Linked DNA regions of Homo sapiens: region 1 is linked to region 2. The links are chromatin loops, found by intact Hi-C in ENCODE. Cell type or tissue: PC-3. All regions are shown on one strand.

What was found. Hi-C counts contacts between places; a loop is a spot of excess contacts. Peaks named below come from ENCODE experiments on the same cell type or tissue, not always from the same donor. Only the 100,000 strongest peaks of a DNase experiment are listed, where the experiment ranks them.
Region 1: it touches region 2 in a loop (5-fold over the local background); 1 of 110 quality-filtered maps calls a loop at or near these places.

Annotation. Positions count from the first base shown.
Region 1 is chrX:40,717,061-40,722,060 of GRCh38, reverse strand. All of the region lies in intron 3 of MED14 (mediator complex subunit 14), which reads left to right. Among named protein-coding and RNA genes, the nearest start is that of MED14, 16 kb to the left of the region's middle. In PC-3, no CTCF peak of the experiment used is centred here; a DNase peak (open chromatin) is centred at 2,670; H3K4me3 peaks cover 392 bases; H3K27ac peaks cover 1,861 bases.
Region 2 is chrX:40,792,290-40,797,289 of GRCh38, reverse strand. No RefSeq gene overlaps it. Among named protein-coding and RNA genes, the nearest start is that of MED14OS, 59 kb to the right of the region's middle. In PC-3, a CTCF peak has its summit at 3,072 (motif pointing right); a DNase peak (open chromatin) is centred at 3,069; H3K4me3 peaks cover 392 bases; H3K27ac peaks cover 1,512 bases.

The DNA of each region.
Region 1 (5,000 bases), 75 kb after region 2:
ATCTGGGCCTCAAAGAGTTAGGTATTTATTGTAGTCTTTGCAGTCTGGGCCTGTTTATGTCTGTCCTTCTTGAGGAGGCTTTCTAGATATTCAAAGGTACTTAGGCCCCAAGCTCAATAATGCTGTGGTTTTTGCCGACTCATAGAGGTACTGCCTTGATGGTCTTGGATAAGATCTGGAAGATTTCTCTGGATTACCAACCAAAGGCTCTTGTTCTTTTTCCTTAGTTTCTTCCAAACAAACAAAGTCTTGCTCTTTGTGCTGAGCCACCTGGAACTGGGGGTATGGTGATGTAAGCACCCATATGGCCACCACCACTAGGACTGTACCAGCTCAGACCTGAAGTCAGCACAGCACTGGGTCTTGCCCAAGGCTCAGTGTAACCACTGGTTACACTGGTAACCTGGCTACCACTTACCTTCACTCCAGGCCCTAGGGCTCTATGATCAGCAGGTGGCGAAGCCAGTCAGGTTTGTGTTTTTTGGGATGGCAAGTTTCCCCAGGCTTTGGGTGAGCCCAGAGATGCTGTCTGGTGGCCAGGGATTAGAGTCAAAAACCTTAGTAATTTGCCTGATATTCTTTTCTTACTGCGGCTAAGCTGGCACTCAAACCACAATACGAATTCCTTCCTGCTTTTCTCTCCCCTTTCCACAGGCAGAGGAGCCTCCCCCTTTGGCCATCACCGGCTCATGGGAGGGGTTCTGCAAGGCCACCACTGATGCTCACTTAAAATCTAAGGGTTCTTCAGTCAGCTTGTGGTGAATACTGCCAGGCCTGGGACTCATCTTTCAGGGCAGTGGGCTTCCCTCTGGCTCTGGGGAGGTCCAAAAATGCAGTCCAAGAGCCTAGGCCTGGACTTGGGGACCCCAAGAGCCTGCTTGGTGCTCTACCGCACTTTGGCTGAGCTGGTACCTAAGGTGCAAAACAAAGTCCCCTTTACTTTTCCCCCTGCTTTTCTCTAACAGAAGGAGTCTTTCACCATAGCCACCACAGCTCGGAATGTGCTTGGTCACACCTGAAGTCAGCACATTTCAGAGCCCAAGGTCCACGGCATACTACCTGGGTATCGCCGCTGGTTATTCAGGGCCCAAGGGCTCTTTTATTCAGCAGGCGATGAATCCTGCCAGGGCTGGGTCCTTTCCTTCAAGGCAGCAGGTTCCCTTCTGGCCCAGGGTGTGTCTTTGTCATCTGTGAGCTAGAGCCTCGAATAGGGGCCTCACTACTCTGCCCGGTACCCTGTCCTACTGTGGCTGAGCTGGTATCCAAGATGCAAGACAAAGTCCTTTTTACTCTTTGCTCTCCTCTCCTCAAGCAGAAGGAAGGAGTCTCTTTTGTTGTCAAAAGCTGCGCTGCCTGGGGTTTGTGGAAGGGTGGTGGAAGCACTCCCTTAGGCCCCCCAGCGGGTGTATCCCTAGGTCATGTGCCACCTAGTCCTCTGGCTCTGAGTCCAGCCTAGCACTAGGAGTTGCCTAGGAATTGCAGTGCTTGTGTCCTAGACAGCCTTTCATGTTTACCTAGGACTCCAGAGTACTTTGGCCAACATTAGCAAGGCTTGCTGAGAAACTCAAGTTCCAACCGCTGCGATGGGCAATTCTCTAGCCAAGGCTGGTCCAAATGCTCCCTCTGGCCCAGCACAGCTTTGCTCTCCACTATGACAGGGCAGTACTGAGTTCAGTGTAAAGTCCCCCAGTCACTATTCTCTCCCTCCCTTAAGTGCAGGGCCTCTGTTGGGGTGGCAGGGGAGGGGTGGTGTCAGGGATTCAAGACTGCCTCTCCTGCCCTCCTCAATGCCTCTTTCAGTGATATGAAGTTAAAACCAAGTACTGTGATTGCTCACCTGATTTTTGGTTTTTGTAACAGTGCTTTTCTGTGTGCAGATAGTAAAAATTTCGTGTTCCTGGAGAGGGGGTGACTGGTGTTGGCTTGTATTCCACCATCTTGCTCTGACCCTCTCAGCATTTTTGTTTTCTGAATGTAGATACAGATGTGTTTATGTCAGGGATAAAGTCCATCAATGAGAATTAGAGGGATTGTTCATGTTTCAGCACTTCTGTTCTCAACCTAATGATTATTTAACTAGTTTGTTAGAGATTCTTGATAATGATCTTTAGCCATGCCAGATGTGTTATGAGTGTATAGATCCATAGTTTATGGAACTCTGACTAATGGTAAAACAACCTGGATAATGTTTTGCCTAAGAAAAAGATAAAATATCTCTCATTCTCCTAGATATTTTTTTCAGTAGCTTTACTGAGATATAATTTACATACCATACTATTCACCCACTTAAAGTATACAATTCAGTGGTTTTTGTTATATTCACAGATATGTGCAACCATCATCACAGTCAATTTTAGAACATTTTAATCACCTCAGAAAGAAAACCTGTGCCCTTTAGTTACCACCCCAGCTCTCCTCTAGCCCTAAGCAGCCACTAATGTACTTTGTTTCAATAGATGTGCCTATTCTGAACATTTCATATAAATGGAATCAAATGTGTTGTGTTGTGATTGGCTTCTTTAACTTAGCATTTTTTTTTTTAGTGTAGTATTTTCAAGATTGATTCATGTGGTAGCTTGTGTCACTACATTCCTTTTTATGGCTGAATTGCATGGATATACTACATTTTGTTTATCTGTTCATCAGTTAATAGGCATTTGGGTTGTTTCCAGTTTTGGATTATTATGACTAATGCTGTTGTAGATAGTCATGTCCAACTGTTGGGATGTATGCTTTTATTTCTCTTGACTGTATACCTAGGAGTGGGATGGCTAGGTCATATGGTAACTCTTTGTTGAACTTTTTGTGGAACTGCCAGACTATTTTACAAAGTGGCCACACCATTTTACATTTCCACCAGCAATGTATGGAAGTTTAGTTTCTCCACATCTATGCCAACACTGGTTGTTACCTGACTTTTTGAGTCTAGCCATCCTAGTAGGTATGAAGTGGCATCTCATTAAAGTTTTAATTTGTATTTTCCTGATGACCAGAGATGTTGAACCTGTTTTCATGTGCTTATTGGCCATTTGTGTATCTTGTTTAGAGAAACATTTATTTGGTGTTAAATTCTAAAGGAGATTATTATTAAACATATTCACAGCTGGTGTGTGAATACCTAAAAATAACATGGATTAGTTCTTTGTGAACTAAGACTATGTGAATGGATTCACTAATCAGTTACTCAAAACTCAAGTTTTATCTTTTATTTATTTATTTTAAGACATGAAGTCTCACTCTGTCACCCAGGCTGGAGTGCAGTGGTGTAATCACAGCTCACTGCAACCTCAAACTTCTGGGTTCAAGCAGCCCTCCCACCTCAGCCTCCCTGAGTACCTGAGACCACAGGCACTCACACTACTGTGCCCATCTAATTTTTAAAAAGTTTTTATAGAGATGGGGTCTTACTTGGTTGCCCAGGCTGGTTTCGAACTCCTGGCTTCAAGCAGTCTTCCCGCCTCTGCCTCCCAAACTGCTGGGGATTACAGGTGTGAGCCACCACACCCAGCCAAGTTTTATCTTTATTAATTGTATTTCTAAGTTCAAGGAATGTAGCTGAAGCTAGTGTATTTTGAGTTCAGTGAAGTAGTTTAGAGAGTGTTTCATTAATTGTTTATGTTTAAGTGGAGTGATAGGGGCTGGATAAACTGTGGCATCCCAGTAGGGTTGATGCATGTCTTTCTGCCGGGGAGGTCTTTGGTACTCTTTGAGCTTGACCTTGGTCTGATAAGCATTTTTACAGTGACCTGAGTTAAGGGAGATGTGAGATGGCCTAAATCTGAGTAAAAGCCAGTTAAAAAGTTGAGAATGTATTAGCAGTGTCATGACTGTTAATAAGAAGTTAGTGTTGGTGGCATTGATAGAAATTCATTGTACTAGTCATAGAAGGTAGCATTTTTACTGGACCATGCTGTATATTGGGTCTAACTAAGAATTAGAAGAAATATTTTTGTTGTTGTTGTTTCAGCTCTTCTGATTATTGACTTTCTTTGGGCAAGTGTCTTAACCTAAGCCTCAATTTTCTCATCTCTAAGATCATAGTAATTATCTGGTTGTACTTCCTAGAGTTGCAAAAATCAAATAAAATGTTTGAAAACACTGAGAAATTGTAGAGCACTGTGTTTGTGTGATGTTGGTATTAATTCTGGGTACTATGTTTTAAGTTGGCCACTGACAGCCTGTTTGAAGGACATGAGAGAGAAAACTTTAAGTGTTGTTCTAGAATAGAACTAGAAGATGGCCGGGTGCAGTGGCTCACGCCTGTAATCCCAGCACTTTGGGAGGCTGAGGCGGGTGGATCACCTGAGGTCAGGAGTTCGAGACTAGCCTGGCCAGCATGGTGAAACCCCGTCTTTACTAAAAATACAAAAATTAGCTGGGGGTGGTGGTGCACTCCTGTAATCCCAGCTACTCAAGAGGCTGAGCCAGGAGAATTGCTTGAACCCGGGAGGTGGAGGTCGCAGTGAGCAGAGATCATGCCACTGCACTCCAGCCTGGGCGACAGAGCAAGACTCTGTCTCAAAAACAAAACAAAATGAAACAACAACAACAAAAAAACCATGAACTAGAAGATAAAGGTTTTAGGGAGGTAGTTTTTAGCTCTGTGATGAGCTCTACTAGTTTAGGTATCCTTATGAAATGCATTGGGTAGAAAACTGATGGAAAGGATTTCTGTATTGGGCATGAAGTTGACCTGTATCTCATAATGGGTGTTTTGGAGTGTTTTCTATGTTCTTTCTAGGCACTGTTCTAAAGGTTTTTTATGTGTTAACTCTTTTTTTTTTCAATTGATATATCATAGTTGTACATATTTTGAGGGTACATGTGATATTTTGATACATGTACATAGTGATCAAAGCAGGATAATTGGGATATTAATTACCTCAGACATTTTTCTTTGTGTTGGGAATGTTACAGTTCTTCTCTTCTGGTCGTTTTGAATATACAATAAATTATTGTTAATTATAATTTCCCTACTCTACTATTAAATACTGGAACTT
Region 2 (5,000 bases):
TTGCGTGGTGGTTTTGAAGGTTCCTTTTGGAGTTGATTTCCAGTTTCATTCCACTGTGGTCTGAGAGAGTGTTTGATATAATTTCAATTTTCTTAAATTTATTGAGGCTCATTTCATGGTCTATCGTATGGTCTATCTTGGAGAAAGTTCCATGCACTGTCGAATAGAATGTGTATTCTGTGGTTGTTGGATGAAATGTTCTGTGTATGTCTGTTAAGTCCATTTGTTCCAAGGTATGGTTTAAATTCATTGTTTCTTTACTGACTTTCTGTCTTGATGACCTGTCTAGCGCTGTCAGTGGAGTATTGAAGTCCCCCACTATTATTGTATTGCTGTCTATCACATTTCTTAGGTCTATTAGTAATTGTTTTATAAATTTGGGAGCTCCAGTGTTACGTGCATGTATGTTTAGGATTGTGATATTTTCCTGTTGGACAAGGCCTTTTACCATCATATAATGTCCCGCTTTTTCTCTTTTAACTGCTATTGCTTTAAAGTTTGTTTTGTCTAATATAAGAATAGCTATCCCTGCTCACTTTTGGTGTCCATTTACATGAAATGCCTTTTTTCCACTCCTTTACTTTATGTGAGTCCTTATGTGTTAGGTGAGTCTCCTGAAGGCAGCAGATGGTTGGTGAGTTCTTTTTGTTTGTTCTGTTTTTGTTTTTTTGTTGTTGTTGTTGTTTTTGAGATGGAGTCTCGCTCTGTTGCCCAGGCTGGAGTGCAGTGGCATAATCTCGGCTCACTGCAAGCTCCGCCTCCCGGGTTCACGCCATTCTCCTGCCTCAGCCTCCTGAGTAGCTGGGACTACAGGTGCCCACCACCACACCCGGCTAATTTTTTGTATTTTTAGTAGAGACGGGATTTCACCTTGTTAGCCAGGATGGTCTCGATCTCCTGACCTTGTGATCCGTCCACCTCGGCCTCCCAAAGTGCTGGGATTACGGGAGAGAGCCACCGCACCCGGCCAGTTGGTGAGTTCTTATCCATTCTGCGGTTCTGTATCTTTTAAGTGGAGCATTTAGGCCATTTACATTCAGTTAGTATTGAAATGTGAGGTACCGTTGCATTCATCATGCTCTTTGTTGCCTGCATACTTTGTTTGTTTGTTTTGCTTTTTAACTTGTATTTTTGGTTTACAGGTCCTGTGTGATTTATGCTTTAAAGAGGTTCTGTTTTGATGTGTTTTCGGGATTTGTTTCAAGATTTAGAGCTCCTTTTAGCAGTTCTTGTAGTGGTGGCTTGGTAATGGCGAATTCTCTCAGCATTTGTTTGTCTGAAACGACTGTATCTTTCCTTCATATATGATGCCTAGTTTTGCCAGATGCAAAATTCTTGGCTGATAATTGTTTTGTTTGAGGAGGCTGAAGATAGGGCCCCAATCCCTTCTAGCTTGTAGGGTTTCTGCTGAGAAATCTGCTGTTAATCTGATAGGTTTTCCTTTACAGGTTACCTGGTGCTTCTGTCTCACAGCTCTTAAGATTCTTTCCTTTGTCTTAACTTTGGATAACCTGATGACAGTGCGCCTAGGCGATGATCTTTTTGTGATGAATTTCCCAGGTGTTCCTTGCGCTTCTTGTATTTGCATGTCTAGGTCTCTAGCATGGCTGGGGAAGTTTTCCTTGATTATTCCCCCAAATATATTTTCCAAGCATTTTGAATTGTTTTCTTCCTCAGAAACACTGATTATTCTTAGGTTTGGGTGTTTAACATAATCTCAGACTTCTTGGAGGCTTTGTTCATATTTTCTTAATCTTTTTTCTTTGTCTTTGTTGGATTGGGTTAATTCAAAGACCTTGTCTTCGAGCTCTGAGTTTCTTTCCTCTACTTGTTCAATTCTATTGCTGAGACTTTCCAGAGCATTTCGCATTTCTAAAAGTGTGTCCAAAGTTTTCTGAATTTTTGATTGTTTTTTCTTTAGGCTATCTATTTCCTTGAATATTTCTCCCTTCACTTCTTGCATCATTTCTTTGGATTTCCTTGCATTGGGCTTCGCCTTTCTCTGGTCCCTCCCTGATTAGCTTAATAACTAGCCTCCTGAATTCTTTTCCAGGTAAATAGGGGATTTCTTCTTGGTTTGGAGCCATTGCTGGTGAACCAGTGTAATTTTTGGGAGGTGTTGACAAGCCTTGTTTTCTTATATTACCAGGGCTGGTTTTCTGGTTCCTTCTCATTTGTGTAGCCTCTGTCAGAGGGAAGGTCTAGGGCTGAAGGCTGTTGTTCAGATTTTTTTGTCCCATGGGGTGTTCCCTTGATATAGTATTCTCCCCCTTTTCTGGGGATGTGGCTTCCTGTGAGCTGAACTCCAGTGATTGTTGTCTCTCTTCTGGGTCTAGCCACCCAGTGAGTCAATCCGGCTCCAGGCTGGTACTGGGGGTTGTCTGCACAGAGTCCTGTGATGTGAACCATCTGTGAGTCTTTCAGCCATGGATACCAGCACCTGTTCTGGTGGAGGTGGTGGAGGGTGCAATGGACTCCATGGGGGTCCTTAGCTTTGTTGGTTTAATGCTCTATTTTTGTGCTGGTTGGCTTCCTGCCAGGAGGTGGTGCTTTCCAGAAAGCATCAACTATAATAGTGTGGAGAGGGACTGGCAGTAGGCACGGCTGTAGAACTCCCAAGATTATATGTCCTTTGCCTTCTGCTACCAGGGTGGGTAGTGAAGGACCATCAGGTGGGAGCAGGGCTAGGCGTGCTCTCCTTGGCGGGTCTTGCTGCGGCTGCCATGGGGGATGGGGGTGAGATTCCCAGGTCACTGAAGTTGTGTTCCTAGGAGGATTATGGCTGCCTCTGCTGAGTCATGCAAGTTGTCAGGGAAGTGGGGGAAAGCCGGCAGTCACAGGCCCCACCCAGCTCCCACACAAACCAAAGAGCTGATCTCACTCCCACTGTGCCCCCTGCAACAGCCCCGAGTCTGTTTTACCCAGACTGGATTCTCTTTACGGACGGGAGTTCTTTTGTAGAACAAAGAACCCATAAAGCAGGGTATGCAACAGCTATATGAACGATATAGTTGAAAGTGCACCTCTCCTAGGGCACAAGTGTTCAACTAACCAAACTAATTGCCCTCAAGAGGGCGCTCAAGTTAAGCAAAGGAAAAACAGCATTTATACTGATTCTTTCTCTCTCTCTCTCTCTCTCTCTCTCTCTCTCTCTCTCTCTCTCTCTCTCTCTCTCTCTTTCTGACGGAGTTTCCTCTTCATTGCACTTCCAGGCTGGAGTGCAATGGCGCAATCTCAGCTCACTGCAACCTCTGCCTCCCAGGTTCAAGCGATTCTCCTGCCTCAGCCTCCCGGGTACCTGGGATTACAGGCATGCGCCACCATGCCCGGCTAATTTTGTATTTTCAGTAGAGACAGGGTTTCTCCATGTTGGTCAGGCTGGTCTTGAACTCCTGACCTCAGGTGATCCGCCTGCCTCGGCCTCCCAAAGTGCTGGGATTACAGGCGTGAATCACCGCGCCTGGCCCATTTATACTGATTCTAAGTATGCTTTCCTAGTCCTCCATGCCCATGCTACTATCTGGAAAGAGAAGAACTTCCTCACAGCTAATTAGTCTCCCATTGAATACCATCAGGAAATTAATAAGACTATTTTCCTTGGTTTTCCTCCCATGGGAGCTGGCAATAATACATTGTAAAGGCCATCAAAGAGTGATGGATGAGATAGCCGAGGGAAATAGGCTGGAGGACAAAGCAGCTAAATCAGCAGCAAGGGGGCCCAGGTCTCTGATCCACTTGAAGCCCTACTGATCTGGGAGGGCCGCATCAGAGAAATAAAACCTCAATACTCTCTTGCAGAAATAGAATGGGCCACCTCTTGGGGATACATCCTGCAGTCCTCAGGATGGCTACAATCGGAGGACAATAAGCTTCATCTACCAGCTGCCAACCAATGGAAAGTACTTAAAAGCCTTCACTAGGCCTTCCACCTAGGTAAGGATAAAACCTATCAACTGGCCCAGAGATTGTTCTCAGGTAAAAATCTAATACAAAGAGTTAAACAAGTTGTTAATGGTGGCAAGATCTGCCTTAAAAACAGTCTCCTTAATCGACAGCGTCTTTGGCCAGGAACTCAAAAGACAAGCGGCTACCTTGGGGAAGACTGGCAAATGGATTTCACCCATATGCCAAAGACAAGGGGCATCCAGTACCTCCTACTATAAATAGATACGTTCACTAACTGGGTAGAAGCATTTCCATGTCAGACAGAGAAAGCCTCTGAGGTGATAAAAGTACTAATCAATGAGATAATTCCCTGCTTTGGACTTCCTAAGTATCTCCAGAGCAATAATGGCCCCTCGTTCAAGGTGGCCGTCACCCAGGGGGTCTCAAAGGCACTTGGTTCTACAGTACTATCTTCATTATGCCTGGAGACCACAATCCCCGGGAAAGGTAGAAAAGACAAATGATATTATCAAAAGGCACCTCAGGAAACCGTCTCAGGAGACTCATCTCCCCTGGACTACCCTTCTCCCCATAGCCCTGCTACATGTCAGAAACACTCCTTCAAAGCTAGGTTTGAGTCCCTTTGAAATGATGTGTGGATAGCCTTTTCTCACCAGTTATCTCTTGCTAGACCAAGAAACCTCTAATTTAACTAAGCACATAACCTCTTTGGTCCATTTCCAACAGGAACTGAAACAATTGTTGGAGGCCCAATCCCGTGAACCAGGGCCACCTCTGTTCAACCCAAGGGACCTAGTGCTAGTAAAAGTGATATCCCTTCCCTTTCTCTCTCTATAGGCCCAGGTTGGGAGGGACCCTACACTGTACTCCTTTCTACTCCTGTGGCAGTGAAGGTCACTGGAATAGACTCTTGGATTCATTATACCCAAGTAAAGACTTGGGAAGCCAACAGAGTCACCTCCGTTGACCCAGAAGAACACCCAAAGTACCAATGTGAAGAGATTGGGGACCTCAAGCTAAAAATCACAAAAGATAAGTGTTAATAATTAGCCTTCCATGGGTATCCTCTTTATAGTCTTGCCTATGCTTGCTGT